2 separate regions of the Homo sapiens genome follow, and region 2 is linked to region 1. The links are chromatin loops, found by intact Hi-C in ENCODE. Cell type or tissue: natural killer cell. All regions are shown on one strand. Each heading gives the region's core, and the rest is flanking DNA. Links, peaks and the distances in the headings are about the cores only.

Evidence for each region. Peaks named below come from ENCODE experiments on the same cell type or tissue, not always from the same donor. Only the 100,000 strongest peaks of a DNase experiment are listed, where the experiment ranks them.
Region 2: a loop joins it to region 1, with 2.2 times the contacts of the local background. A loop is called at or near these places in 6 of 110 quality-filtered maps.

Annotation. Positions count from the first base shown.
Region 1 is chr18:75,359,170-75,371,037 of GRCh38, reverse strand. No RefSeq gene overlaps it. Among named protein-coding and RNA genes, the nearest start is that of SMIM21, 63 kb to the left of the region's middle. RefSeq lists enhancers at 9,842-10,382, 10,383-10,924. In natural killer cell, for the core only: no CTCF peak of the experiment used is centred there; a DNase peak (open chromatin) is centred at 4,997.
Region 2 is chr18:75,155,916-75,167,783 of GRCh38, reverse strand. LOC124904326 (a long non-coding RNA gene) reads left to right here. Exons shown (of 2, transcript XR_007066417.1): 2 at 306-1,279. It overlaps LOC105376874 (a long non-coding RNA gene), which reads right to left and starts at 37. Exons shown (of 2, transcript XR_007066418.1): 1 at 1-37. In natural killer cell, for the core only: no CTCF peak of the experiment used is centred there; a DNase peak (open chromatin) is centred at 5,873; H3K4me3 peaks cover 628 bases.

The sequences.
Region 1 (11,868 bases), core at 1,539-9,538:
AAGGTCAAAGAAGAATGGAAGTGGGCTGAAGAAGGATGATGCAGAGCTATTGTGGGCTCCACGCAGGGGAGTAGCTTGATGAAAATAGCATTCTTGGAAGATTATCCTGCCAGCTATGTATAGGACGAACTGGAGCAGGAAGTGGGGACAGCAGAGAGCCTCGCCTGATGGCTGCTGAGGCTCTCCAGGCATGGTGCAGTGAGTGGGAGTGAGACTCGCAGGGGCAGGGGCCCAGAGGAGAAAATGCACCATGGAGGCAACCGGGAAGAGCACTCAGGACGGCTGCCAGCTCCCTGCGGCTTACAGATGCCGCGTTCCAGGGCCTCCACAGGAGTTAAGCCACTGATGCCACAAGAAGACATTGATCGAAGACATCATTTTATCAATTTTAAGACTACCCATGGCCAGGTGCCATGGCTCGCGCCTATAATCCCAGCACTTTGGGAGGCCCAGGTGGGTGGATCGCTCTCTACAAAAAAAAATGCAAAAAGTCACCAGGCGTGGTGGTGTGCATCCGTGCTCCCAGCTATCAGCAGGCTGAGGTGGGAGGATTGCTTGAGCCTGGGAGGTCGAGGCTACAGTGAGCCATGACCTTGCCACTGCACTCCAGCCTGAGCAACAGAGCCAGACCCTGTCTCAAAAAAAAAAAAAAAAAAAAAAAAAAGACTATCCATGACCTCATATAGGAGAATTGTTTTCGTCATACAAAAGTTTGGTCGGGAGCACTGCTTTTGGCTATGTCTGCCCAGACAGACATTTGCAGTTGTAAATGTGTAGTAGTTCTAATTCTACCAATTATTTCGCCTATGGCTACAAGCACCATTCCCAGTGATATTTCCCCCAGTGGTGTGTGTGTGTCTGAGCTTCTCATGGGATGGACCATAAGGAATGAGAGTCCTGTTTCATGAGTGGTCGGAAGACAGGACATGTGATGTCACTGGCTGTCCAGAGAAATTCTTATCTACAAAACTGATGTCTGGAACCCATAGCCAAGAGTGGACAAAAAACGTACCAGGACTTCATGAAAGACAGCCACACACACGCAGGGCAAAGCATCACAAAACAGTCTCATCCACAACTTCAGTGAAACTAGGTGCCACTAGCTTATTGGCAGGGACTCGGAGATGCTGGTCCCCATGGAAGTGGGCTGGTTCTGTCTGAGTCTTTCAACAAGACCTTTCTATCAAAGGATTGGGGTCTGGAGAAGTTTGAGGGGGATAGGGACAGAGAGCAGGGGGAGAGAAGGGAGTGACAAGACCAAATGCCCCGCTTTTCAGGACATGTGAGTTTCCAGAACAGCTCCCCAGCTGCAGACACTCAATAAATCCTTCTCAGGCCATGTAGTTTATTTTCTATGAAGCCAAATTAACCTTCAGTGTGATTCAGCACGGGGACAAAGCCTTAGCAATATCGGCAAATAGCAAGAGAAAGATGCTCTGATCCTGAGTGGCAACTAACTGTATTTACACGCTTGAATGAAGAGCAGCATTGCATCAGCTTTTTGGTCTGAAGGTGTCCAGGACAAACAGTGCTCATGGCCATCTCTGTGTAAGCAGGTTCCCCTAGGAACAGGAGAGGACAGCTCTCTACCACTCCCAGTGTTTAGCCCAGTGAAGCTAAAACCACGCTCCCCACAGGGAAAGTCTGTTATCTGAGAGGAAGCTTCCTTCCGGGACTCCAACATCTCTCTAAGACCTCTTCCAGATCTGCCTCGGTGAAGACCAAGGCCGTGGTGTGCACTGTAGATCCACCAACCAAGGCTAGCACCACCCGCCTGACAAGCCTCAGAAGAGCAGCCAGTGCCTGGGCTCTGGGAGCCGCCCTTGGATGTCATGACCGCGGGTCTCAACAACAGCGATGGGAACGCAGGGCGGTGGAGGTGCCTGCACGGCACCACATGGCCAACAACCAGTGTTCGGTGGATTTCCCTGCATGGTATTGATTTCTGGAACTCTGGGTGCTTGGTCAGATGAAGATGGGAGGGGACTGATTGCTATTTCCCAGGTCCGAAGGGTGGCCAAGGGGAAGAGGAAGTGATCCTACTGGGCTTTTCGGGGACAGGACCGTGACATCAGGAAGCAGATTTTGGTAAAGGAAGAAAGAACTTCCCAATCATTAGACTGCCTGAGAAAGGAATGGGCTGACTTGTGAGGCAGCGTTCCCTGTTGTAAGAGGTATTTAAGCAAAGGTTCAGTGAATCGTCTGTACAGAAGATCTGCCTCAGGCACACAGGCTTGAGCTGATGTTGGAGCCCCTCCCACACAGGGCATTGGCATGTCCTCTTTGAAGCCCCCACAGAACTGTTGTGAGTCTCCTGGAACTGCCATAACAGTGTTCCACCAACTGGGTGGCTTCAGCAGCAGAAATGGATTGGTTCGCAGTCCTGGAGACGGGGCTAAGTCTAAGATCAAGGTGGCTGCAGTGGTGCTGGTGATTGCTGGTAGTCGCTGGCACTCCTTGGCTCATACAAGCATCACTCAGATCTCTGCCTTCATTTTCCCCTGGCATTCTCTCTGTCTCTGTCTGTCTGCAAATTTCCCCTTTTTATAAGGACACCAGTCACATTAAATTAGGGCCCACCCTGATGACCTCATTTTAACTTGATTACCTCTACAAAGATCATGTCTCCAAATAAAGGCACATTCTGAGGTAGTGGGGGTTAGGACATCAACATATATAAACTTGGGGGAGACGCAATTCAACTCATGACAGAAACCTTTCTGATCAGGGCTAAGTCACCGCATATTGTTGACCTGAGGTGTGTGGCTGTTTCAACAACCCAGGAAGACAAAACTGTTAAAACCTGAGGCGGCAGCAACACGAGGTAAACTTTTTCACAGGACTGCTGCCACCCATGAAATGAGAAAGGCCTTCGTTTCTAAGCACCTCATCCGAGTTCCAAGAATTAAAGATTCCCCTGCAGCTCACTGCATATGACACGTGTGGCAGCTGAGAAATACGCAGTCACTGTCAGCGCTTCCCGAACTCCCCAGGAGCCCCTGGGAGGTAACGTTCCCCTCCATCCCCAGAGAACCTCCCTGTGCAGCTCACTGCCCATGTGCGTGGTCCACAGAGCCACACCCTGCATTCCCATGACGGCTTCACTGTCTGTCCTCCCACGCTGGGTCCTCCATCACACTCCTTCATGCTTCATGTGACAGCCACCATGAGACGACTCCTTGACATAGTGAGGCGTTTCTGCAAGTTTCCATTTAAGTTAAACAAGGCCAGCTTATCCGGGGTCTTGTTTTGACACTTGGTGGTGTGGGTCATACTGGATCCAAAAAGAAAAGATATGTCCACGTCATAAGCACCGATACCTGAAAATGGGACCTTACCTGGAAATGGGGCCTTTGCAATCAAATTTAGATGAGGCCATACTGGACTGAGGTGGGCCCTATTGCAATAAGACTTTGTGTCCTTCTAAGAAGAGGAGAGACACAGAAACACACAGGAGAAGGCCACGTGACGACAGAGGCAAAGACTGGAACGATGCGTCCACAGGCCAAGGAACACCAAGGATGGCCAGCAGCCCCAGAGCTGGGAGGGAGGCCTGGGATGGCTTCCCTAGAACCTTCAGAGAGAGGAGGGCCCTGTCGACACCTAGCATTTGGACTTCTAGACTCCAGACCGTAAGAGAATGGACTTCTGTTGTTTTAAGCCATCTAGTGTGAAGGATTTTGTTATAGCAGCCCTGGGAAACTAACATATTTAGGATGAGGATATAGCAAGATGTTATTATAATAAGAATAGTTGAGGCCGGACACGGTGGTTCATGCCTGTCATCCCAGCACTTTGGGAAGCCAAGGCAGGTAGATCACTTGAGGTCAGGAGTTCAAGACCAGCCTGGCCAATGTAGTGAAACCCTGTCTCTACCAAAAATATAAAGAATTAGCTGGGTGTGGTGGCAGGCACCTGTAACCCCAGATACTTGGGAGTCTGAGACAGGAGAATTGCTTGCATGCCACTGCACTCCAGCCTAGGTGACAGAGCTAGACTCTGTCTAAAAAAAAAAAAAAAAAAAAAAAAAGAATAGTTATACTATTAATAATGAGAAAATGGCAATGTAAGGCTTCCTCTGTGTCCCGCATTTCCACCAACCCTTAGAACAGCCCCATAAAGGAAGTACCTCCGTTATTAACCCCATTTTACATACCGGAAAACAAAGCGACAGGCAGGTTAAAATGACTTGGTGAAGTTCATACCAGTAGACAGGGAGAGAACGGTGAATCAATTAAAGGCCTTTTGGATCCAAAAGCCCAGGCTGTGTTCCAGAGCATTTACCTCAGCACAAGATATGCATATATTTTGCAAATAACAAAGATTTATACCAAATTTATAGACAGAGATAGCATAGACTCTTTGCCAAAATTCATAGTGCTCCCCATTTTGGAATGATTTGCAAAATTATGATTTGGAATTTGTCTTTGATTTCACCCAGAAATATTGACACACATGCTGTTATGGCAAGGCAAAACAGTCCTCATGCTTCGTTCTCCATGAATCCAGAAATTACATTAACTGCATTTGCTGTAATTCATCCAAAATTTAAAATAAATATGAAAAGCATTGCTTTTTTCTGAAGCTATTCATCTCAATATAAATGCAATTTAGATATTTAAATATATCATACTATATCTATACTCATACCTTGAGCCTTTATAGAAACCGTGTTTCTAGTGTATGTACTTCAGTATAAAAAAATCAGGTTTAAAAATATCATTTTAATAAACATTTATCAATTCTTATCCAGCAGAAAAGGAAAACATATTGTCTCCTCTTATCTTACACTGGCTAGAATATATAAATTCATATTACCAACAGCTTCATTTTTCTTGCTTCCTTCTTCCTTTTCTTCCATGCAAATATGCACTTTGGGGGGATTTGCTGTATTAATCAGAGTTTCTTGACTTAGCACTGTTGACGTTTGGGGCCAGATCATTCTGTATTGTGGAGTACTGTCCTGTGCATTGTAGCATGTTTAACAGAGTCCCCTCTACCCACCAGATGTCAGTGGTGAGCCCCACCCCAGCCTGCCCCCCAAAAAACATCTCCAGACATTGCCAAGGACTCTTTGGGAGGAAGGGACAAAAGTGCCCCTGGCTGGGAAATAGGCACATTTACTATAGTGGAAATAGGTATGTTTCCAAATTCTTTCTGGTGTTAAGTTGGAAGACTGAATATTGAGCTTGGAATGAAGCCATATTCAAATAAATAATAACTTGGTAAAGAAATTAAAAGAGTAAACAAGTAGTAAATTTTCAAGCAAATTCAACATTTCTCCCCCCAGGATTCAGCCATCTCAGGGCCTTTTTCTAGGGAGTGGGGCCCTCCCCCGGAGGTGGGGGCTTCAAATCCCCCAGCTTCTAAGCCCAGGAGGCAGCCCCAGAACCCATGTTAGGCCTTCTCTTCCCTCCACTCCCTCAAAGGCCATGGCCCCAGGCTAACCTGCGGGGAATGACTGAGGAATCGTGTCTTGTCTGAACTGCTCTTGAGACCTCCAAAATAACCAAACCTATGGTGGCAAAACAATTGCAGTCCTAAAACAACCCGATGAGGTCCCCACAGAAGTCTTTGTTAAGAACTTTCCCTGGGCCTGACTCTGTGCTGGCTGTGTTTTCCAAGAAGAATGGGCAAACGGGCCCTCCCACTGAGAAGTACTGACCACATGAAAAATACCACAATGCATGGAACAGAGGTGCAGCTATTAGGGGTACGGTGACAGCCAAGACGACTGTGGCCTCCAGACTGCACACTGCACCTAACACACAGTAGGCGCTCTCTCTGTACTTGTGGAGTAAATGATAACTTAATCTTGCAATGCGAAAATAAAAGCAGCATTTAGAATGTCAGTGTGAAAATGCCGTGCTGTTGTGACCTGATCCAACTGCACATGGTGGCTGTGGTCAGTGCTGGTGGCTCCCAGGGTGAGGACAATGCCGACAGTGTACCGAGGAGAGAGAAGGAAAAACAATGATGAGAAGAAGCAAGACCAAAATGATTGAGCAACACCTGAGAGATATGTAGAGGAGAGGACTCAGGGGGGCTAGACCGTCATTTTCAAATATTCCAAGACCTACCAAATGCCGGGGGGGTAGGCTCAGTCCAGATGGTCCCAAGGGACAGAAGGAGGACAAATGCCACACCTGCAAGGCCACTCTCAGGCATCAGCAGCCCAGCCTTGCTTAATTACGTCACACGACCTTTCCAAAGACGTATGACATCAGTCTCCTTTGAAACTGCAGAGATGGCAGGGACTTCCCGTTCACTCAGCGAGCCTCCCCGTGTTCAGATAAATAAATGTTGAAGTTATCACATGCTGCTTACTGAACACACGAGTTGCCAAATGAGGCTGGCTACTCACTGATTTTGTTAAGCTGTGAGTACTTGAATTCAATACAGAACATATTGCCTCTTGAAACACAGTACAGAAAGCCATTTTCATCATACTGGTACTATTCTGAATCAGCTACTCAAAGTTGCCTTTTGAAACTGCCTTTCAGAGGACACCCTGATGTATGAGCCCACGTGAGTTTTCTCATCCTCATGTTTGACCGTTGTTAATCCCTCAACAACACTGTTGTTTACTTTGGTATTCGACTTCCTATTTCAAATGCTGGGAGACATCTTTACAATTGCAACGTTTCCTGAACATACAAGTTTGTTATAGCAGCAGTCTTCTGGGTTCTTGATTTCTGCTGCGAATCCCAGAGAACTAATTAAGCCAGAGCCCTTTCCACTGAAAACCTTGCCCTGTCACTGTCTGCTGCCAGGGGAGCTAACTGGCAGCCATTACACTGCCTGGAATGGGGTAGGGGGGCAGGGGCAGGAGGCCAATTAGTTTACAGCAAGGTCCATGAAGAAGCAAGCTAATCATAATGGAAAAACTTTGGAGGCTGCTCCTCACGTGTTTTAATCTTTTGAGGAAGCTGGTGAATTACCTGTGTATTTCTGGACTCTGCCAGTTCCACACCTGTGCTGCGTTCCACTCTGAGCTTGCGTATACTCCCTTGCTTCATTTTAAAGGTACTGTGTGAGTTCCCACAGCCTTGGGCACCCGCATGTACTGAAATCTGCTGGGCACTAATGTCTTGTTTGAATGATTTCTGCAATGACTGCTGTTCAACTAGGCAAATGCCCTTTGAAAGGGCAAAACCAATTCTCTCTTAGATCAACTGGGGGTGAGACATAACATGGAAAATTCCAGTATAGGTAATAAAAAAAAAAAAAAAGCTATTCCTGAATAAGTTCCATGCTGCCGTTTGAATTTATGCCCCTGGGGAAAAGTCGAAGAAATCAGAACACACAGCTCATTATTATTTGTGTAGATTATGCAAACTTTACCTTTTAGAAAAAAAATGACTAAGTTACAGAGGATCAGGGAAAGAATCTGGACTGTATTTAAGTGAGAGGGATTAGCTAGCAGGATGTTGATTTATAAACGGCAACAACCAATTCCTTATATTCTCCACTGCGGTCATGTCTCCCGCACGGTAATTCCCAGCGTTCCTTTTGAAAGCCCTTGGTACTCAGTTAGCCCCGAGGTATAATGTTTGATAATATAACCACTGCTTCTGTCACTGCGTTTTGTACAAACGCATTATATGTGGCCCAGAATGGTAAAGATTTATGTATGGGTATGGAAAATAGAAATCAGCATTGATTAAAAGCCCCAGATAGACCATCCAATACCGCCCAAAGAACATCAGTTATTTTGCATTTTGACGTGGCGATTGATAACTCATAAATGCAAGCAGGAATGACAAATGCGGATGGAAACTGGCTTTGACAAAAACGATAACAGTATCAGTCTCGAGGGGCGATGGAGGTATAAGCAGGAGCTGTTTAAAATATTTAATCATTTTATGAAGGCTGCAAGATGTTGTTTGACCCTGAAGGAGTGTGAATGTCACATGGATCAGAAATTGCCAAGTCTTTGAAGTGAAATTAAAAAATGGTGTTATTATAGATCTTTCTTGACATCCTATCACTTTTGTATAGGATTAAATATATGTATACAAAGCACCAGATAAAGGACTCCGGCAAAGGATGTCTTGGTTGAAGGGACAGGAAGTAAAGGCATCCTGGTCATGAATTTTTACTTCAAAACCCCAAAGCATTTCTTTCCTTTGCTTTTCTTTTCTTTTAAAGAGTTCTTAGTAAAAAGATGCCATTGGTTTTTAAATAGAGGGTAAACCATCCCTTACTTTTGTTACCTGGGGTCCAGCTGTTGGAATTTCTTCTCTCCTTTTTCCCCAAGCATTCTACCTCTCTTGGGTATTGTGTTTATAGCATATGTTTCTATGTGGACAGTCATACTGAGCACTTACGGCTGTAAATAAACCTGGGTATATTTACATGCTGGGGTTTGCAGGGCCTCACGTGGCCCGTGGTGCATCGGTCATGGAGGCTCCCAGCTGCCGTGCTGCTCGGCACCCAGCAGCTCCTCCAGCAGCCCAAGCCACGGTGTTCTCACAGGTGGCAAAGCGGCTCGTGAATTCCCAGGACTATTCCTCACGGTTCACTCCGGAGCAGCAGCAAGTGGACTGTCACGCTGCTCTTTGTCTTCCCTCTCTGGTGTTGCTTTTCCGGGCTTTCCCCCATCTTGAATTTTCCCCTGTTCCTATTTTGTTGTGTCTGTGGGATGTGGGTGTTGGAAGTGGGTTTTTTCAGAAGGACTGTTTTTTCTCCTTTCTAGGAATGTGTGGCTCCTTACAGGAGCTGGTGTTCTGTGATTCCGAGATATTCTTGTTTTACCCATTTTGAACCACTCTATAGAGTTCCTGGTGGCTGGAACTTACTTCATCCTGGCTGATGGATTCTGTTTTCTGGGATGGGAGCTGCACACGCAGACACACAGAGCAGAGGGAGGGCTTGGGCGGTTTCCTCTTTGGTGCAAGTGTGCATTTCCTCTGTATTCATGGGTTCCACCAACCCGTGTGCAGGGTGCAGGGGAAGTGAGCGTTTGCTGACTTCGTGGAGGGGTCACTACCTGAGTGAGGCTTTCTGACCCCCCACTTCCCTGCAACACACACACACACTCACATGCAGACACACTCAGACACTCATCACCTCACACACACACCTTTACATACATGCACACTCACACTCACTTACCAGACACACTCAGACACTCATCACCTCACACACACCCTCACATACATGCACACTCACACTCACTTACCAGACACACTTAGCCACTCATACACACACCACCTTGCCCATACACAAACACATATAACCATACACTCACACTCATGCAAACACAGCCACTCACACGCACTCATTACTTCACATATGCAAATTCACACACTCACATTCACACTCAAGCCACACTCACCCACACTCAGCCATTCACACACACTCACACTCCCTCACACTCAGCCATTCACACACTCACACTCAGCCACTCATGAACCCTCACACTCGCTCGTGAGAGTCTGAGTGACTCTCTCACACACACTCACACATATGCACACACACTCATGCAGACATAGACACACACACATCACCACACACACAAACACACACGTCCTCACACACACACAAAATCATACAAACTCACACACACTTAACCACTCACACACACTCATCACCTCACACACAACCACTCACGCACCCTCACACTCACTCGGAGAGTCCCTTATGAGTGAGTGACTCACGTGCACGCACACCCACGCTTACTGGTGGTCACTGCTCTCCCACACTCAGGACACCATCAGGAAGAGGGTTGTCACCAGTGCTTTGGTCCCAGTCTCTCTGTGTTCATCTGTTTATTCTGCTTATGCCTGGAGGACATGAAGACAGAGCGTGGCCGTGGAATGCCCCCCCGACATGGCCTCCCATGAAGACACCTCAGCCCCACGTTCCCTCTGCACCACCTGGACGGGGACCCACTGCGGCAAGACCACACAGGCAGTCCCCTCACGGCCAGCTGGTCCTGCGGCCATGGACACGTGTTTGTCTCCATGCCCAGTATCTCCTGGAAGACAGCATTCCAGACACCCGAGAACCTGGCCAGGACACCCTCTAGTCTCAGACAAACGCAAGAAATCACTCAGCTAATGCTACCCCCACCTTGGAGAACAGAAGGAGTCCTGCCGGGAGATGGGGCCCTCCAATGTAGACTAATTGTCCTCATCACCCAAGTTCTGGGCTGGTGCTGCTAGACTCCCTCTCTGTCCCCCACCTCTCCCACCTCTCAGCTCCTCCACCTGCTCACCTCCTCCACCCCAGCCACCGCCTGAAGCCAGCAGAAAGGTCTGAGCAGCTTCTCCCTCCAATCCTCCAGAAGGAGCCCACCCTGCCAACACCATGATCTGGGACATCTGACCCCCAGAGCTGTCAGACAATGAATTCCTGTGCTACGACGCCAGGTGTGTGGCGCTTTGTGAACAGAGCCCTCACCTGTAGAACTCAGCGTAGCACAGGGAGGTGGTCCTGGACCATGCTGGTGGGCCTGATGCAATTGCATGTGTCATCACAAGAAGGAGGCAGAAGGGGCTTTGCCCGCAGGAGACAGAGCCAAGCAATGGAAGCAGAGAGAAGCCGACTCACAGAGAGGCTGTGCTGCTGGCTTGGACAACGGGGGCAGTGACCGTGACCCACAGAACACAAGGAATGCAGCTCTTGGTGTTGGAAAGGAAAGGAATCGAATTCCTTCCTGGACCACCCAGAGGGAATCCGGTCCTGTCAGCCCTCGATTTCGACTCACTGATGCTGAGTTCAGACTAGTGGCTTCTAGAAATAGGAGAGAATACATTTCAATTGTTTTCAACCTTCAAGTTTGTGATCATTTGTTACAACAGCCACAAGAAACTAATGCGGCCACCATAGACTGGGTGTTTTTCCACGTATTTGGAACCAAACTAAGCATTTCATAGATGTTATTACATGTAGCCCTTGGGAGTAAATTATATTGTCCTCATTTTACAGAAGAGTAAACTGAGGACAGGTGAAAAAATATTCCCCGCCCAAGGTCATGCCAGCAAGTGTGGAGCTTGGATTTGGACTCAGAGCTATCTAAGGAGGACCTCCAAGCTCTCAGCCTTCCTCACTGTGACAAATCCCCTCTGTGTAGCTCCCAATGCACTCTTCACATCCTCCTCTGCTTCCTCTCCACCTGCCTCCAGATGCTGCCTCCAGCTCGTGTCACCTGCTGTTCCCCAGCTCAAAAGCTCCCAGAAGCTCCTCAGTTGCCACAGACCCCTCAGCCTGGCTTCCATGGCACCTAACAGCCTGAGCCACCCTAACCTTCCAACCTTGTCTCCCACAGTTTCCTTGGGGAGGTCTCTGTTTCCAGCGTGTTGTCTCACTTCCACTCCCCTCCCAGTCTTCAAGCCTTCAGAGGTGCACTCCCTTACTAGGACATCTTCTTACTTCCCTTCCACTTCTTAAGACAAATCTGATTCTAAGTTTTTCCAATTATTTGAGTGCGTACAAATATCTCCTTCCTCTGAATCCCCATTCTACTCAACACTTGGTTTAGTATACAATGATTCTTTATTGATTTTGTATGTGTTAGTTTTCTCTTCCCTAGCTGTACTGTAAATTTCTTCAGGATGCTAAAGAACACTAAAAAAGTCCCTATCCTCATAAAGCTTATAGTTCAGCTGCAGAGACAAAACTTCTTAACCTCAGAACAATCAACATCAAAGGATTTGATTTAATGAGGAAGCAGCAAGCTTCCACATGCCATATTGAGAACACAGGACAGGATGTCAAAAAAATTTGGTTCCAGCCCTGGTTTTGTGCCCTCAGGGAAGCCCCTCCAGCTCGCCAGCTCTCTTCCTCTTTATCTATAAAATCAGACACTTGAGCTACATACCCCCTAATGTCTCTCCACTCTAGCGTCCTATGAGCCAGAGC
Region 2 (11,868 bases), core at 2,429-10,428, 200 kb after region 1:
CTCTGGTGGTCTTCCTCCCCTCCCCAAGGCAGCTAACTGGGGGGGCCACCGGTATGCGGGGAGCAGCCCTTGTGGTCTCACATATGTGACATAATAATAAATAATGGCTAACGTGACAATAAACAAATTACAACAACAACAACATTCTAATGCCCACTGGACAATGGAATCCCCTGGGAATGTTTTTGTTGTTGTTTTTCTTCCTAAATTTTTAATTTTAAAATAATGAACTTGTAGAAAAATTGTAAAGATAGCACAGAGTTCCTACATAGCCCACACCCCATCTCCTCTTTTCCCATTATTAGATCGTGTTCCTCTGTGCATCCGCCCCAGTTCACAGAGCAGTACTGACTCACAGGAGTGCTTCACTGAAGCCCACGCTTTATTCGGGGTTCTCTAGTCTTTACCTAAAATCCGTCTCTACCCCGGACCCCAGCCGGGACACCCCATGGCCCTCAATCCTCAGTTCTCCTTAGACTCCTCTTGGTGGTGATGGATTCTCAGACTTTCCTGTGTTGAATGACCTTGACCTTGGCTGTTCTGAGGAGGACCGGCAGGAACACTGAAGAATTGGAGTTTGATGTTTTTCTCATAGTGGGTTGAGTGGAGACTGCACCTGTGATGGAGGTCGAGCGCTTTCATCCCATCCCATCAAGGGTGCATCGGGTCAACGTAACCGAGCATGGTTAAACGTGATGACCTGGCTGAAGCAGTGTCTGCCAGGTTTCTCCACTGTAAAACTGCCTTACCCCTTTCCATACCTTTTGGAAGAAGTCATTATGAGCAGCCCACGTGGCCAAAGTGGGGAGCTGTGCTTCCCCTCTTCAAGGGCAGGGGATCTACATAAGTTATTTGGAAGTCTGCACAGAAAACTTGTCACTCTCCCTCCAATTATTTATTTCCTCAGTCATTTCTATCAGAATAGGCTGGCTCTATACTTTGAGTTATTTTCCAATGCTATCTTACTTTGTTGCTCAAATTGCTCTAGCTTTAGCCACTGGGGGTTCTTTCCATTGCCTCCTATGTCCCTTTAAAATGTCCCCATTATGGCGGCATCCTGGGTGTTTTGGTTTGGCTTGGTTTGGACACTTCCTTGCTTTCTGCTCCAGGCTCATCTTGTTTACTCCCCTCCCAGTCCCAGAATTAAGCATTTCTTCACAGAACCCGGGATCCTTGTATGGAAGACTGGGATTAGCAACCACTATCTGGTGCTGGGTTTCAAGACTCTCCTACATTGACGCTTGCTTCCAGTATAAAATAAAGGTATTATAACATATAACACAGTCTGAATTTAAAATAAATCTAGTATTAAAAATAATGCTACAATGAATGAACCATCAGGCACCATTTCTTAGGCACTAGAGAGATGGTTACTGAGGGGAAACTGCTAGAGATCCATCAGATCTGCCCTGCCTTCTTCCCAATCACAAATCTGGACTGCGGTGCCTGCTTTCCACAGCTGGGAGTGGTCGGTGACTACGCACTCCTCAGTGGAACGGGAGAGGAAGCCCGATGCACCGCCACACCTAGCTCTTAACCTATGGATGTGTCTCATCCACACCCTCTCCCTGCTTTCTTGATGAAAACTTCTGGCCATGCAGAGATAGACATTGCCATAGGGAAAGACAGAAAAAGGATCTCACAACTTGGACAGAGCCTGCTTCTTGAATGACTTCGTTGGAGCAGAGCCACTTGTGGGGCTGGAATATTCCTGTGGATTTTTACCTGAGAGGGATAAACCTCTACAGTCCTCAGAACACACACGGGTCCATTTGTTACCCTAGCTTGCAGAGGGCACCCCAGATCTTACAGGGTACCCAGGTCTCACAGCGTACCCCAGCTCATACAGGATACCAGGCCCATGCAGCATACCCTAGCTCATACAGGATACCCCAGTTCATAAAGGATACCCCAGCTCATACAGGATACCCCAGTTCATACAAAATAGCTCAGCTCATAACCGATATCCAGCTCATGCAGGATACCCCAGCTCATACAGGATACCCCAGTTCATAAAGGATACCCAGCTCATACAGGATACCCCAGCTCATACAGGATACCCCAGTTCATAAAGGATACCCAGCTCATACAGGATACCCCAGTTCATACAGGATACCCTAGTTTATAAGGGATATCACAGCTTATACAGAATACCCAGCTCATACAGGATACCCCAGTTCATAAAGGATACCCAGCTCTTACAGGATACCCCAGTTCATACAGGATAGCTCAGCTCATAAAGGATACTCAGCTCATACAGGATACCCCAGCTCATAAAGGATATCCCAGCTCATACAGAATACCCAGCTCATACAGGATACCCCAGTTCATACAGGATAGCTCAGCTCATAAAGGATACCCAGCTCATACAGGATACCCCAGCTCATAAAGGATATCCCAGCTCATACAGAATACCCAGCTCATACAGGATACCCCAGTTCATAAAGGATAGCAAGCTCATACAGGATACCCCAGTTCATAAAGGATACCCAGCTCTTACAGGATACTCCAGTTCATAAAGGATACCCAGCTCTTACAGGATACCCCAGTTCATAAAGGACACCCAGCTCATACAGGATACCCAGTTCATACAGGATACCCAGCTCATACAGGATACCTCAGCTCATAAAGGATATCCCAGCTCATACAGGGTACCAGGTGCATGCAGGATACCCAGCAGTTCATACAGGGTACCCCAGCTCCTACAGGGTACCCTGGCTTCTGCAGATCACCCTAGATTGTACAGGGCACTTTAGCTCAAGCGAATTGCACCTCACTGGAGATCATTGACGTGAATCTTCTATGAGGTGCCTGGGGTAGAGCTCAGAGAATGATGTCATGGGCAGTTTTCCTGGGACAATGATGTGACAAGAAGCCTTTCCATGGAATGGAGACTGGAACTCTCCCCTAGGGTTGCTGGGAAGTCAGGGCAAGTGAGACACTCTCACCCACAAGGGCCACCCAGAATGGCTTCCAGCCACACCCTCTGATTATTTGTCTAACCTTTGTGGTTTAAAGTCCCCTCCTGAGAGCGCACCTCCTTTGACCGAGGATCCTGGTGAGCACTCTGGGCACTCAGGCCATCTGCTGATGCTGCCAACCACAGTTGCCCCTCCACAGATCATGGGGTTGGGTGCTCACCTGTCCCCATGCCTTGGTGTGGTCTGTGGATGAAGCATTCACCTGCCTGGTGTAGGAGTTACAATCAGTTAACACTGACACCTGCAGACCCTGCTCTCAGGAGCTGCACACCATTTGTTCTATATTTGAGTTTGACCTTTCATGACCAGCAGGAATTTAACCGTCAGCCTTGTCTAGACAGAGTTCAGGCTTTGGGGCTCCGTCAATAAACCGCATCAGTGGTCTATGCCAGGCTTCTTAACCTCGGGATAGCGACACCCTGCACAGAGCAGATGAATAAAGCCATGTCCCTCTGCGCTCCAGAAACAGCACGAAGCTTTACCAGAATGTGTGCAGCCAACTCTTTGAAAGAACAGGTGCTCTGAGGGGCTGAGTCCCTCATTGTTTGGGGTGAGGGTTTTGGGGGGAGTGCCTCCCTCTCCTCTGTCTCCCTCCTGTCTTCATTGCTTGGAAAAGAAACAATGACGCACTTTGCCTGGTGTTCAGTGCAGGTGTTCCTTTACCCCTGGAGTAACATTTTGCTTGGTGTTCAGTTAGACTGAGAGTCCTGAAGTCCCAAAGGCTTGGCCTTGAATCCAGGGTCCAGCCCTTCCTAGTTGGTGACCCTAGCAAGGGGTACGTGCCTCTCAGCCTCCACTCTCCCAGCTGGACAACAGGGGCTGCATGAAGACCATTGTCCATGACATCAGAAGCAGATGCACAGAGCTTACTGCAGCTCTTGGCACAAGGCGCACCCTCAATGAGAGTCAGCTCCTCCCGTCTCTTCCCATGGTCCTCCCCTCGCCCCTAGGAAAAGAGGGTAGGCCTGAAATGGGGGCAGGAGAGACAAGCCTCTCCTCTTTCCCTCTTTAGAATTGCCTGGTCAGCAGCCTTAACCTTGACCTGAGCTCAGCCCTACCCCTGGGGGAGGATTTCACCTAAGAGCAGTGCCCGAGTCAGTCTACCCAGTTGCAGCAGCAAGAAACAAACCTTCGGGGTCGTTGCATCCCACACCAGACGTCCTGTGCAAATCTGGGTGCAGTCTGTACCTCACATCCTGTGGACCCTTCAAAGCCCATTCTCTTCCGGCTCCCTTATCACCATCACCTCTATTGCAACCTGCTCCGTGGGATTCACTGACCTCATGACAATTGTTTACATGAAAGAAAAAAACACAAGTTGATCATCAATCATTCTTACTTTCTTACTTGAGAATTCCGTTTAAGAACAAGAAGAGTCTTCTTTATTTTAGAGGCCTGTTTTGTTGACCAAGTGTAACTTGGAGGTCAGCACAGGAGACCTGCTGCTGTCTGAACCATAAAGTGGGATTTGAGAGGGCACTACATTGGTTTGTAGAATTCAGGGACCAGCCAAACACCTGCACCCTGGCCACAGAGCAGCTCAGGGTGCCTCTGCATACTTGCTCGTGAACATCCCATAGGACACGTCAGCAAAGTGATGCTGCTCCACTGCGACTCTGGCCAAGTGTCACACTCCTAGGAGAAAGAGCCCTGTTGACCAAGCCACCCTTGGATAATGACCACAGCAGAAGGGCACAAGCAAAGGACAGACAAGGGCGCTGGGGGAATCCCTGTCAGCTGAGCAGGCCCCCAGTGGGTGTTCATGTAATTAATGAGCAGTCATTGTCCTTAAGACAAAGCTAATAACAATGCAATTCTATTAACAAGAGCTTTTTATTGAGAAAGTATTATAATGAATATTCTTCTTAATGCTAAAGTAATTCCTTCCTTTGTCTGGTTGTGAGGTTTTTGTTTTTAATTTTTATTATTGTTTTTATTTTTTGTTGTTATATGCAAGATTCTTCACAGACATGATCTTTAACCCTCAGTCTAAACAGCCCTATGAAGTCGGTATGATTAGACCCACTCAGATGAGAAGGCAGGCCTGCAGGGGCCAAGCAACACACCCAAGGTGACATGGTCAGTACATTGCAGAACTGGGACTTGAGCCCAGATCTTCCTGCCTCTAGAATGCACTGTCGGATTTAGAATGAGTCACTGGCGTAAGCAGCCCAGGCATGACCTTATGGATCTAGAATGATGCTAAGGAGACAGGTGGAGCCATTCTTGTCCAGAGCTGCTAAACCAAGTGTACATTCCCCACCTCTAACTGCCAGGACACCCATCATAGAGTGCCAGCTCTCTGCAAGGAAACTCAGAAGCTCTTTGAAAACTGGACGACTGACTATTCCCACATGCCTTGGTCTTGCTGTTCCCCTCCCCACCTTCCCACCAGCAGGAATCTTTCAAGGCTCAGTGTCAACGCCTCTCATGGGAAGCCTGCCTGGACTCTCGTGTTTCTGAATAGCAGCACTGGCCACGCTCGGCTTTGCATAGAAGGTATTTTCATCCACCCATTACTCCTACCAACATTCTTCCATCATTCCCTTGAGATGAGGAAGACATGGTCTTCTATGTCTTCCTTGCCACATTAGCCTCTTTAGCAGGCCTGGGGCAGGCTCTCCGTTGTTGTTGGGTTGAGTTGAAAAATGCCACCCTGCCTTGAATGCCTCATAGTGAAGGAAGAACTCTCTCCAATCACACCTGTCCCTCTATCTGGAGAAGACAAAAAGAAGGGTCTATTTCATCATCAATCTTTAGAGTAACGGAAAGAGATAGAAAAATTCCCAGCATGCTGACTGTGGCAGCAACTACATGGGCTCACTTGTCTTCTAGTCCTCCCTGCGCCCTCTGAAGGTAGGTGTGGCCATGCGACTTGCTTTGGCCAGGGAGATGTGGGTGAAAGTGAAAGTGCTTCTTCCAAGTGGAGCCTTCGGACCTGGTGTGCTCACTGCGTGTCCCCTTTCCTGTCTGGGCATCCCAGGAAGCCTGTGCCCGGATGGACCCTGAGGGACAGCAGTTGACAGAGCCTTCCTGCTGATGCTGGACACGTAGCACGAAGAAGAAAGAACAGTGCTGTGTGAAGCCACTGAGACGCTGGGGTCACTGTCGCCACGGCATAGCCTCGCTGTTTCACAAATTCACATATTGTGCCTTCTTCTCAGAATAATCAGCTCTTATTTATTGATAGAAAGAGGGTTCATAATAATGAGGTTAAATCATTGAGTGTGGTAACAAATTGTATATAATACAGCCCTAGCTCTGTTGTGCAGTATAATTCTGCACAAATGCACACACACGCACACACACCCCAAAGCAGAAAGTACGGACTTTTTCTGGCAGCAATTGTTCATGCTCTATGAAAGCTGTTAATTTTTCTCACTGGAGCTAGGCCAATTCAGTTCAGTTCACGAAGGCAACCATTGCAGAATTTTGTCTAGCATTGTTTTCTAGAGGTACCTCAGTGCCACCTAGAAGACTGGGTATTTTCCCTTAATGAAAAGATAGTCAGAATAGGGGGAAATGCTTTTCCTTTCTTTCTTCCTTTCTCTTTCTTCCCTTAAAAAAAAAAAAAACCCAGAATGATGTTGTGATTACCTTGCATTTTGCAGCATAGTGGATATGACAGTCAACCAAATTAATCCCATTATGCAAAACCCAGTTCGCAAATGGTTTTGCATTTTTGCAAAATTATGTCAATTTTCCCATAAATTGGAGAGACTGTGTCAGTTTTCTGAACCGCACAGAGACGCTTCTCAGTGCTGTATGTCTATATTTCCCTAATTCAGAAGCATACAGATTTTAGCTCCATGGCACAAATTAGGATTCATAACTTTAATGCTGATACTTTTGTTTACGTGAGACTTGCATGAGAATTGCCATTCATTTCACATTTATTTACAATCTTCTTCCTCATCATACTCATCATGATGGGAAAAAGAAAAGAGCATTAGCAGTCTGGGGAAAAAATGGTTAAAACAAAATTCTTAATTATTTTGATATTAAGAACATGATTCATTCTTTCTTTTCCTTTCTCCAGCACTCAGTCGGGTGCCTGCAGCCCTCACCCTGAGTGTCTGTGCCTTTTTCTCTGTCCGTGTTCAAGTGTTCAGGCAGCAGACAGAGCTTCCCAAATGCCGTCCCCCTGGCCAGCCGCAGACAGGCTGTTGGTGGCCAAATCTTCCTGGCATTGACTGTGATCTGTGAATTCCCTGTAACTGGACCAACTCATCAAATTCAACCCACTCCTGCCTTGAGCTGCCGAACAGCCGGGATCTGGAAGGCTCGAACCCTGACCCCTGTCACCAGCCCTCCGAGCCTCGCACATCTGCTGGCTGGATGCGGCACTGCTTCACCTGGTTCATTTCAAATGCAGCAGGCCCCCTCCGCTCCAAGCCCAGCATCGCCTCCTCTCCGTCTCTCTCTCTCTCTTTTAAAGGGAGAAAGAAAAAGCTTCCTTGTTTTGAAGACTGGCGCTCCGAGGGCTAAACTACTTACTGAATTCGGAAAATCTATTTTTTAATGGTTCTTCTTTCTCTGCGCAGCACTCTTTATTTCGAGAATGCTTTCTTGAGCAGCGAGTTGTTGACTTTGTATGCTTTGGATTTATCAGACATGTGTCAAGTTGTCAACCTCCTACCGTCTGCATTTGTGTCCACCTTGCAAACAGCAGGGAAAAATACTTTTTTTTTTCCACGAACGTTCACTTCTTGGCAGTTCTGAAACAAATTTTTGAACAGTTGCTGTTCCTATTGATAGCAATAGTTTGATGTTTCAAAAAAAACCAGGGTTTTATTTTCCCCTAAATTTTTGACATGTTCTGTCATATCATATCACATCAGACCCTGATGCATCAAAAACAAAAAAAAAGGGAGGGCGCAGCCTGCTCTGCTCACATAGATCATGAGCCTTCACAGGACACCCACCCATCTGTTCGCCACTTTCGTCCTTTTGTTCTGTCTCGAATGCTGGTATTCCTCAATCAAATGTATTCTTGCTTCTTCTAAGCCGCTGCAGTCTCTCCGGCAAGGCTTCCTAATCTTTGTGAGAAATAGTTCCAAGGAATTTGGAGACTATTCGCCTTTCCCTACTGGTGAGGGGCTGGAATCTAGATCCATTGAGGGTATCAGCTGCAATCAACAATAGACAAGGAAGAATACACAAATGAAGTCAACACCCAATAGCCCCAGGCAAGTGTCACCTAAAATTGCTGAAACTGTGAAAAAAAAAAAGTCCACAATCAAGACTGTTCTTCTCAGAGCTTTTCCCATCCCCTGGCAGGGCTGCCAGGATCTCCCCACGCCGTCGGGAGCACGCTGAGACTGTGAAATGAAGCCCAGCGTGATCTGCACCCCCGGCTCTGTCCTGGCAGCTTGTCCTCCAGAAAGGGGAGGCGGACTACAGGGCGGGTCCAGCCACACCACTCCCCACACTGCCTAGTGCTCTGGGAGCAAAGCCCAGGCCCCTCCTGGACCACCCTCCTTCTTCTGCCGCCTCAGGCCCAGCCTCATCCAGGGTCTGCCCCAGGGCCTTCAACTCACAGCTCCATCTGCATGGGAAGTGCCAGTCCCCCATGGACCGAGTTTCAGGGAGACTTAGCCCGCTGCACATAGACCATGACTGTGCAGGACCATGCGACACAAGGCATGGGAAGGCCCCTCAGGGCACGCGTAGGCCTGCGAATTCTGGATGAATGAGACCTGCTGCCCACACTCAGAGAAAGGGCCAAGTGCACAGGCAGGCGGCTGCCATAGGAGGGGGCATGGGCTCTCAGCCCAGGTGGGAGCAGAGTGATGGGGTAGAGCCAGAGCGGGAGCAGTTGACCCTTGGGGGGGCCAAGAGCGGTGGTAGAGGGCAGCCTCCTGGAGGAGGTGACTGCAACCATGTCTGTGTGGGCAGTGGGTGCACACTGTAAGGCTGGGAGCGGAACAGGCGGGCTGTGCTGGAGATGAAGGCTGGAGATAACCTGAGAGTAGCGAGTGAATTGAACAACACAAGGAACTGGGCTTGGGTTTTCTCCTCCCACTTAGTGACACCACGGTTTTGCCCGTTCATCCAAGCCAGCACCAAGCGCCCACACTCTCCTCACCCCCAGCAGCCTCAGGGGCGTGCCACCTGCATTGCCACTCAGGACACTGGGCTCAGCCCAGGTGCCACTGCTCCTGGAAGTCTTCAGAGGCCTCATGGGACGGGGCAGGAGCCCGCAGACGTCCATGCCTTCCTTGCGTCTGTCATTTGCACAGCCGATCTGTCTGTCCCTCCACCTGCGGGCCGCAACCTTCAGGCCCAGCTGTGTCTTAACGCCCTTTATCCCAAAGAGCTCAGCTGAATGAACTTAAAAGGTGATAGGGAGCTGAGCTTTTAGAGGAGTTTAATCCGGAACTTGAATAGATTTGCATTTTAGAAAAATGTGATGTGAAAATGGATTGTGAGCTGGGGTGTGGGGGCAAGACTGGGACAGAGACTGGGGTAGGAGGAGGTTGTGACTATTCTATAGCAGGAGATGGGGAAGCCCAACTCAGAGCAGTGGGAGCTGGGGTAATAAAGAGAGGCCAATTTGAGACATCCAGGTGAAAGAATCAAGACGATCGGGTTGCTTGTTGAGAAAAGGGGATGGAGGTCAGCCTTGGGAGACTGGTGGAGGCAGGGCATGCAGCGGGGAAGGCAGGCTTGGCGGACAGGCGAGGGTGTGGGTGCCACAGGGAGTCGCATTTTAGAATGGGGACACCAGGTGAGGCTGGCCACGCGGATTTGGAGCTCATGGGAAAGTTTGCCGCGCTGTGCAGTGAGGGAGCCTGGGCCGTGGGGGAAGGCTGGGCTCTGCATGAGTCCACCAGTGGTGCTGGGTGGGCTCTGAGCTTCTCTGGGCTTCAGTTTCCTATTGGGTATGAGAAGGGGGAGGGATGGTTCCTTACAGTACCAACATTCTAGAACTCCGCAGGGCATCCCAGGGAAAGTGGCACAGCCCTGAGTCTTGAGCTCTGTCAGGTGCGGCCCCTGCTCTTCTGGAACCCTGTCGGTTTCCTACAGGTGCCATCACAAAGTGCCAAAAATCCAGTGGCTTAAAACAACAGGAATCCATTCTCTCATAGTTTTGGAGGCTGGATGGAGGTGCAGGCGGGACCACGCTTACTCCGAGGGCTTCGGGGAGAACGTTCCATGCCCCTCCAGCTCCTGGGGGCTCCCGGCAATCTCTGGCATTCCTTGGCTTGCAGCAGCACGGCCCCCGTCTTCCCCTCCATCTTCACGTGGACTTCTTTTTTCTATGCGTGTCTCTGTGTCTGCTCTTCCTCTTGCAAGGACACCCGTCATTGGAGTCGGGGCCCACCCTCCTCCAGTATGACCTCATCCTAACTGATTACATCTACAAAGACTCTATTTCTAAATCATGTTGCACTTGGGTTTCTGGGTGGACATAAATGCGGGGGCATTATCAGGCCAGTCCACTTGCACTTGCTTGTTGGTGTCAGAGCCCGTCCCTAAACCAGGGCTCCATATGGGCTGCCTGTCTGCCGCAACACAGCCTAGCGGGGAAACAGTAGAAATGCCACTTCTATGTATTTATCATATTTATTTTGAGGTAAGTTATATGACATATATAATAAATTAGTACTGGGGTATATGTATATTATTAACAAATCAATATACATTCATTGGGGGACTTCTTGATTTTTAACATTGGGTCACACAGACCAGAAAGTATGGGGACCCCCGCTGAGACCCTGAGCCCCAGATGGGTGCTCTGATTGGAGCTGGCTGGATCCCCGTCACCTACAGCTGAGGTTGCCACATGGTCATGACTTCATGTTGGGTAGTTACATGTGATGGAATAGGAAGGAAACACCCGGTCCCTCATTGCACCCTGTGGGACACTGTGTGGAGTGGTGGGACACTGCGTGACATGGTGGTGGTGAGCACTGGCCCTGGAGTTTCAGCCACGGCACTGCCAAGTCTCTAGCACTGCCATCTTGGACTAATTACCATACTGGGCTGCACCTCAGCGTTGCTTCCTGTAACGGGGATTGAGGATAATCCTACTACCTCAGCCGGCTGCCAAAACTGGACTTGATATTTTATATCAAGGACTTAATACCATGCTCATCCCCAAAATATTAGCCGCTGTTGTTATTGTCTTCATGATGACAACCAAGCGGGACGGAGAGGCACAGGCCGGTACCTGCTGCCCTGGCACTGCCCCTCCCGAACCTGCACATCTGCGAAGCCTCTGCATCCCCTCCCCCAGCTCCATCCTCCCTACATTCACTCCTGACCGGGACCCTGCCCACACATTTCCTCCCTAAAGAAAGGAAGGCTTTGGGCAGCGAGGTGGAGGGCCTGTTGGCTGCTCTATCACTCTCTACTCTTGAGCCATTCCGGGAACAAAAACATTTCAGATGTGGAGGGTTGATGGGTGTGCGTACATGTGTATGTGTGCGTACATGTGTGTGTGCGTACGTGTGTGTGCACGTACATGTGTGTGCAGACATGTGTGTGCGTTCGTGTGTGTGTGCAGACGTGTGTGTGCTCGCGGACGTGTGTGTGTGTGGACGAGTGTGTATGCGTACGTGTGTGTGTGCAGAGACGGAGAAGGATTATGAGTTCCCATCTCAGGCTAATGAGGCCTGTAAGTATGGGGCAAACTGACACTGGACCATTTGGCTGCAGAGTTGCACAGTAGAATTATAATTAATTTGTTGTCCAACATTACCCATAGGCTTTTTTTAGCATTTCTACTTTCCTGGCTGTTACTGCCCATTGAATTCCAATGTTTTGGATTAATATCCTCTGGTTACATCCTCCTGCCGTTTTCCAAGCCGAGCCTCATTTTATTTCTTGTCCATATTTTGGGCTCTTCAAACGATTTCTCTGTCCTCACTGGTCTTCTCAA